Linked DNA regions of Mus musculus: regions 1 and 3 are each linked to region 2. Evidence: chromatin loops called from intact Hi-C (ENCODE). Cell type or tissue: gastrocnemius. All regions are shown on one strand.

Region 1 (2,500 bases), 70 kb after region 2:
TGTCCCAAGGCCTGGCTGGCTTTCTGATCTTCTCATGAGGGCCTCGCCTACAGTTGTGAGGAGACATCCTTTCCCATCCTCTTCTCCGAGAGGCATCTTTTTCTAATTCACACAAAGCTGCAGTGCCAGGCCCTCATTTGCTTCTATCAGCTGCTTGCTCCATTGGTTCCTGGGTTGAATGAGTTCTATCCAGCTCTCACCCCATTCCCTACCCTCCCTCTCCTTACCCTGCCACCCACCCCAACCCTGGACTAAGCCCGCACTTTTGAACTTCTCCCTTGCCAGCCTGGCCTCCACTAGAAGTGCCCGCCTCTGGCTCTTCACAAGGCTCAGGCCTAAGACAGCTGGGTTTCCTGAGAATCCATATCCCTATCTGCTACCTAGCTGTGCCTTAGGGTGAGAGCAGCACAAACTGGAAGGAGCTGAATGAAGCTGCCTCCACTTAATTACTTCAGAGCTGTGAGTACATTCAAGGTCCCAGAGGTTATTTGCAGTGAGATCTAGTACAGGAACCAAGTGAGCTCTTCCTACATTGAAATCCCTGCCCTGCCAGGCGTGGTGGCGCATGCCTTTAATCCCAGCACTTGGGAGGCAGAGGCAGGCAGATTTCTGAGTTCGAGGCCAGCCTGGTCTACAGAGTGAGTGAGTTCCAAGACAGCCAGAGCTATACAGAGAAACCCTGTCTCGGAAAAAAAAAAAGGAAGGAAGGAAGAAAAGAAAGAGAGGAAAGAAAGAAAGAAAGAAAGAAAGAAAGAAAGAAAGAAAGAAAGAAAGAAAGAAAGGAAGAAAACCCTGCCCCAGGACACAGCCTTACCCCAGAAACACCGAGTTTGTTTCTCAACGAGGCTGCTGCCCAGAACTCATGCTAGCCGGGATTTTATCATTTCCCAGACAGGTCATTCTTGGCACTTGTTTTCCTGTTTAAACCAAAGTTGGCTAGCCAGGGAGGTGAGGTAGCCATGTGTCTCACCTTGGAAAAGGGAATGCTTGGTTACATTCTACCCAGTAAACACTGAGGTCCTGGAAAGGCTAAGGCATAGCGGACCAAATGAACAACACCCTGTCCTTGTGGAGGACACATCCAATAGAGGAAACAGACAACAACCCAATAAGTAAAAAAACATAAAAAGGAAAATGGATGTAATGAAAGAGTCGGGGGGGGGGGGGGAGCTCACAGTGTGCAGTGTGAGACAATTGACCTGTCAGGTGCAAACCTGCTGGAGAGCACAGGACCGGCCATCAGCCAAGTGTCCTTTTGCTCTAGTTATGAGATGTGCATTTAAAGGACCCTTCCATGCCTAAAATAATGTAAGAGGAAAATGTAGCAAGCCGGGAGCATAGTAATGCCCAGGGGCAAACTGCAAGGCTCAGGGATTGGTATCCTTAGCAGGGCTCGGTGAGCCTTGTGGACAGGGTGTAACCGCTGCTGGTGCTAAGCATCAGAGATGCTAAACCAAGAGGACAGCAAGTCCCTGGGAAAACCTGTGGCAAAGGGATTGGGAGACTGGGGCAGAAACAGACCCTCTACGGTCTGATGACACCTACTCAGACCTCCCTTCAGAGAGAGATGAAAGACAAATGACCAGACAAGAGGAGCTAAGTCAGAAGCAAAAGAATGCGGGGTATTTCCCAAGCGTACTGGCTAGTTATGTGTGTCAACTTGACACAGGCTGGAGTTATCACAAAGAAAGGAGCTTCAGTTGGGGAAATGCCTCCATGAGATCCAGCTGTAAGGCATTTTCTCAATGAGTGATCAAGGGGGGAGGGCCCCTTGTGGGTGGTGGCATCTCTGGTAGTTTTGGTTCTATAAGAGCAGGCTGAGCAAGCCAGGGGAAGCAAGCCAGTAAGTAACATCCCTCCATGGCCTCTGCATCAGCTCCTGCTTCCTGACCTGTTTGAGTTCCAGTCCTGACTTCCTTTGGTGATGAACAGCAATGTGGAAGAGTAAGCTGAATAAACCCTTTCCTCCCCAAGTGCTTCTTGGTCATGATGTTTGTGCAGGAATAGAAACCCTGACTAAGACACCAAAAATACCTTGTTTGGATGGATGCTTAAAGAACAGCAATTACCTCGAGGTAGGCAAAGGACGAGGGGGTGAAAATGTGTGGAAAGCCAAGATCAGGAAAAAAAGAGGTTTTGAATTACATTCTTATTTATTTGCTTTTTGTGTTTGTTTGGAAGTCAACTTTCAGGAGCTGATTCTCTCCTTCCACTGTATAGAAGGAACTCAGGCCAGCAGGCTTGGTGACAAGTGCCTTTCCCTGTTAAGCCATTGTGCCAGGCCAGGAAGAATTTTTATCGAAGGATTTTTATCTTAAGAGAAAAGCCTTAGCCGCTTTGTGTTTAAGATGCTGTGTGGTACCCACCCACAAATGCTGCCCAGAAAGAGTGGCAGATGGTTGCTCCCGAGCTCAAATGTCAGTGCCACCCTGGCTTCTGAAAAACATGTGGGCATCAAAGGGAACCTGGCAGTTTGCTCAACACTGAAGCTCCTGTGTAT
Region 2 (2,500 bases):
ATGCAGAGTTTAAATTATGCCTGATAAAAGGAGTTTCGTGGATGTTTCAGTTCTTTCAAATTCTCCTGGCTTCCTCCCAATTAAATGAGGTTTGTCAAAGCCACGGGGCTCTGCTGGCTGCTGCCTCTGCGGACAAGCACTTCCTGCAGCGACATCTCGAATCCCTGAGGGAGAAGATGAAAGGGCCAGCGCCAAGAGACAGGGAAGAGGGGTGCAACTGTGTGTGTGTGTGTGTGTGTGTGTGTGTGTGTGTGTGCACTCGCGTGTGTGTGCATGTGTGCATGTGTGCTTGGGGCAGGTATAGAAATACACATAGAAAGATGACATTGGGATGTGCTGCAAGCAGGCGGGAAGAGCAAAGGTACTGGGAGAATTGGAGAGGAGCCTCCAGGGCTGTCTGTGCACCTTGACAACAGTGGCCCTCGCCAAGGGCTCTTCCTCCACTAAGGGCTGCATACCCTGGGCTGGGTACCACCACTAGCCTGCTTTTTCATTGCCCCTGGCAAAGAGCCTTTGTTAACAGCCTGCTTTGCAGACAGAGAGACCCAGTGGGTAAACCCAGCTCCCAACCTGCAGGGACAGAAAAATCTCCATTGCTGAGGCGGGCTGCTGCAGGCACGAGAATTGTGAAAAAATAAGATGTATGCTTGCCAAAGACGTTTGAGGAGTGTTGCTTTGCTGTAATTAGAAGAAAGGTTTTGCTCCCTTGGTAACATTTCATTATGGCCTCCATTCAGGGGCTTATATTTACATCAGTTTATTATTCTGGTCGCAGAATAACCAAGTTGTCACTTTAAAATATATTCTGTTTCCCCTTTGATCTGGAAGATGCCAGCTCTTATTGTCTGGCCTCTGAAGAAGACAATTAAGCATGAAGCCTGTAAGTGGAAAATATATGGAGACCAGAGGACAGACAGCCCAAATCCCCACAGAAGGCTGCTGTGCAAACTCCCCACAAAATCAAAGACTAGTCCCCATCAATCTCTGCCGATTTTCATCAAGCTGAGTCTCCAACGACACTGTCCCTGGGTTGTGGCAGTAAGTTTAGAGCCAGAGGAAATTGATCAAGGGTGATTTGCCATGAAAACCCAGGAATTCCAGGATTGGTTCCCATGTGGAGATCACTGTTAAGTGGGAAAACGTCAGCATTAGAATGCAGGGCGGGCGAGCCTGCGGGAATGTCTGCCAAGCCCTGACGCTCTCCCTCCCGGACCCTTGAACACCTGAAGAAACATTTGTTGAAGGAGAAATTATTGGTAGTCCCTCTCAAAACACACCCATCAGTGAGCTAATTGCTTTTGCAGATGGCCAGGGAACAGCTCTCCCCACCCAGGCACCAGCTCATGGCCACACTGTGGTCCCCATGGCCGAGCCAGCAGTACAGCCTGTCAGCTGGGGCAGCAAGGACCTAAAATTAGGCCCTTTGGCAGCTCTCTAATCTTAGCTCCAGGTTCAGCCCTTTGCTTAATTCCCTTTGCCCTCAGCATGAACTTGGGCTCTGGGAAAGGAACACTGGTTAACGATTTGGGGGTAGGGGAGTAGAAAATCATTAAGCTGCCCCTTCTAGAAATGGCTCCCTTCCGTTCTTACAGGAAGCCTTCCAAATGTTACCATTAGAGAGTTAAGACTGACTTTGGAAGCTCGCCATTTTGAGCATACACACTGATCCACAAGAGTATTTTTTTTTAAAAAAAAAAATCTGGGCCAGTAAATGCCACATGATTTAAGAGTCTGGTCCTTAAGCCCCAGCTCTTGATCATCAAGACATCAAAGGCGCTCTCTCTCTCTCTCTCTCTCTCTCTCTCTCTCTCTCTCTCTCTCTCTCCCTCTCTCTGTTTGACTCATTTTCTATCCTAATCCAGGTTTGAATCCGTCTCTACCATTCCTTCCTGGACTAAATCCCTGCTTCTCCTTTAAAATACGTCTTGGCATCTTAGGGGAAAAAAATCATCTTGAAGTTTAAAGGCTTGCCATGCTCCACAAATACTTTTGTAGAAACAATGTTCTATAGGCTGCACAGGGGCAGGGAAAGCCTGCAACCCTTTCCTCTGCCTTCCCTCCACCCACTCACACCTCCACTCTGAGAGTTCTGAACTCATTCCCACTGCCAAGTTAACATCAGAGCCATATTTCACTTCACTCCAAAAAGAGTGAAAATTTCAAGTCTTCTTCTATTGTCAGGTCTTTAAACATTTGATGATCCTGTGACATCACTGTCCAAACTCACTTGTCTAGTCTAGGTGTCCTTAACTGGTGTGTGTGTGTGTGTGTGTGTGTGTGTGTGTGTGTGTGTGTGTGTGTATGTGCATGAGCATCCATGTATGGAAGTTGACCTGGGTGTCCTTCCTTAGGAGCTGTCAACCTTGATTTCTGAGATGGGAGACAGTCCCTCTCACTGGGATGTGGGGCTCACTGCTTAGGCTGGGCTGGTTCACAGTCAAGTTACATGGATCTAGTCGCCTCTCCAGCACTGATGCTAGAAGCTCTCGCCACCATGGTT
Region 3 (2,500 bases), 76 kb after region 2:
GCTGTCCTGGAACTCACTTTGTAGACCAGGCTGGCCACGAACTCAGAAATCTGCACCACCACGCCCGGCTTTTTGTGTGTGTGTGTGTGTGTGTGTCCCAGTTATTATGGAAATAAAAACTAAATCTAGATCAGAAAGTCTCAGGCAAAAAGTTCTAATTAAAGGAAAAATGGGTTAAGGAAGAGGCCTGCACTGATTTCGGGAGACTCGAGTTGCGACTGACAGAGAGCAGGCTTCTTATCAGCTGTCAGAGTGGTCTGATGTGGGTGATTTTTGTTAGTCGTGAAGATGGTATTTTTAAAGAAATCTCTTCCTCAAACTTTAAGGAGATTTTTCTCATGTAAGATACAGATCGGCGGCAGCTCATCCTTGGAGACATCTTGGCATCCTCCCGTATCTAGAGGGGTGTTGTTTCTCTCTCTCTCTCTCTCTCTCTCTCTCTCTCTCTCTCTCTCTCTCGATAAGATAAGAGAGCAGACATCGGAGGGACCGTCACATTTCATTCACTGTTGACAAGAAAAGAGAGATTCCTGGTGGGTAGCAGGCTTTGTGGATTAAGGGTGTGAGAACCTGTATCTCTTGTTCCCACAAAGGTCTCTTTGTCTGTTTCACCTGCCCTAGGCCTCACAAGAACAGTGGGGCAGATATGATTATTACTCCCATTTTGGCACATGAAGAAACAAATCCAATGAACAGAAAGGGAAAGTCACCTGCCCAAGGTCACACAGTTAAAAGCAGGATTCAAACCCAGAATCTACCATGCTCTACTGTCACCAGAAAGATAGAGGAAGGAAAGAAGAAAGGAAAGAAGGAAGAAAGGGAGGGAGGGAGGGAGGGAGGGAGGGAGGGAGGGAGGGAGGAAGGAAGGAAGGAAGGAAGGAAGGAAGGAAGGAAGGAAGGGAAGGAGGGAGAAAGGAAGAAAAGCTTCCAGAATATTCCAAGGACAAGCTTGAGAAACGTGGGGAATGTTCTAAGAAGCTCCATCAGTCAGTCAGCACAGGCTGGACAAGGTCTGTCACTGTGGGTGTATCGGTGAAACGAGCTGCAGAAACCATCTAAGGAGCAGCAAGAAGGTCACGAGTCAGAAGTCAGGTTCCAGAGCTTTGGCAGAACGCCAGAGTCTCACCAGGCCAGTCTCAGCTGTCACTTAAGAGCAGATGTCCTGTGGGTGTCACATATCTGAAAGTAATTAACTGATACGGGCTCACTGCGTCCCTATAAGCAAGTCTGCTTGGTAATCAACAACTGCTTTCCAAAAGAGAGGGTGTGGGGAGACTGGCTTTCCCACCCACTGCTGAGAATGTGGCTGCCACAACATTTTTTTGGGCAAGAGTCAGGCAGTACATGTGGAATGAAACCTAAATTCCTCCCTCTCATGATATACAAAAAACAACTCGAAAGAATCAAAGACTTAAATTAAGACCTGAAACTTTGAACTTACTAGAAGAAAACACAAAGGAAATGCTTCAAGACATGTGATCAGAGTAGATACTTTTAGGATAAGACTCCCAAAACCACAGGCAAAAGTAAAAACATACTAATGGGATTATATCCAACTAAGAGGCTTCTACACAGTGAGGGAAACGGGTATCAGAGTGAAGGGACAACCCACACACTGAGAGGAGTTATTTGCAAACTGTCCAACAGAGAAGGCTACACATTCAGATATTATAATAACTAAAGAACAGCACAACGAAGAACTCCAATCAAAACTCTGGCAAATGGTCTGAAGACACACAAATGACCCCAAGTTAGATTAAGACGCTCAGTATCACTAAGCAGAATTGTAAATCAAAGGGACAGAGAGCCAGTACCTCAACCCAGTCACAATGGCTGTGATTCAAAGGACTAAGTAGCAAATGCTGGTGAGAACACAGAGGAAGGAAAACTCAAACATGCACGGTGGGAATGGCCACTGGAAAACTGTGCTGGGTGGTTCCTGTCACAGCTGGGAAGAGGGGATCTTCACTGAGAAAATGTCTCCATAGGACTGGCCTGGGGGCAAATCTGCAGGGGTATTTTCTTGATCAATGGTTGATGTGGGGGAGCCCAGCTCACTATGGGTGGGGCCACCCCTGGGCAGGTGGTCCTGGGTTCTACAAGAAAGCAGGCTGAGCAAGCTGTGAGGAGCAAGCCAGTAAACAGCATCCCTCCATGGCTTTTGCCTCTGTTCATGACTCCAGGTTCTTGCCCTGACTTCTCAGTTATAAACTATTACCTGAAAGTGTAGGGTAGAATGTAAATAAATAAATAATAAATAAGTGAAATAAACCCATTCTTGCACGTTGTTTTTGGTCATGGCATCAGTAGAAATCCTAACTAAAACACTTATGGAGGTTTCTTTACACCGGCAGTTCTCAAGAACTCTGTGAGTCACGACTCCTTTGAGAGTCACATATCAGATATCTTGCCTAACATTTCTATTAATAACAGTAGCAAAATGACAGTTATGAAGTAGCAACAAAAACAATGTTCTGGCTGAGAGTCACCACAACATGAG

Evidence for each region. A loop is a pair of places that touch in the nucleus more often than their neighbours do. Peaks named below come from ENCODE experiments on the same cell type or tissue, not always from the same donor. Only the 100,000 strongest peaks of a DNase experiment are listed, where the experiment ranks them.
Region 1: it touches region 2 in a loop (2.4-fold over the local background); 2 of 42 quality-filtered maps call a loop at or near these places.
Region 3: a loop joins it to region 2, with 2.2 times the contacts of the local background. A loop is called at or near these places in 3 of 42 quality-filtered maps.

Annotation. Positions count from the first base shown.
Region 1 is chr1:59,403,077-59,405,576 of GRCm38, forward strand. The region is part of intron 2 of Gm33724 (a long non-coding RNA gene); the gene reads right to left. Among named protein-coding and RNA genes, the nearest start is that of Gm33724, 15 kb to the right of the region's middle. In gastrocnemius, no CTCF peak of the experiment used is centred here; DNase peaks (open chromatin) are centred at 977, 1,269 and 2,465.
Region 2 is chr1:59,333,093-59,335,592 of GRCm38, forward strand. The region is part of intron 12 of Cdk15 (cyclin-dependent kinase 15); the gene reads left to right. Among named protein-coding and RNA genes, the nearest start is that of Gm51625, 34 kb to the right of the region's middle. RefSeq lists an enhancer at 831-2,341. In gastrocnemius, no CTCF peak of the experiment used is centred here; DNase peaks (open chromatin) are centred at 210, 466 and 1,339; H3K4me3 peaks cover 662 bases; H3K27ac peaks cover 1,406 bases.
Region 3 is chr1:59,408,663-59,411,162 of GRCm38, forward strand. All of the region lies in intron 2 of Gm33724 (a long non-coding RNA gene), which reads right to left. Among named protein-coding and RNA genes, the nearest start is that of Gm33724, 9.0 kb to the right of the region's middle. In gastrocnemius, no CTCF peak of the experiment used is centred here; a DNase peak (open chromatin) is centred at 1,116; H3K27ac peaks cover 2,005 bases.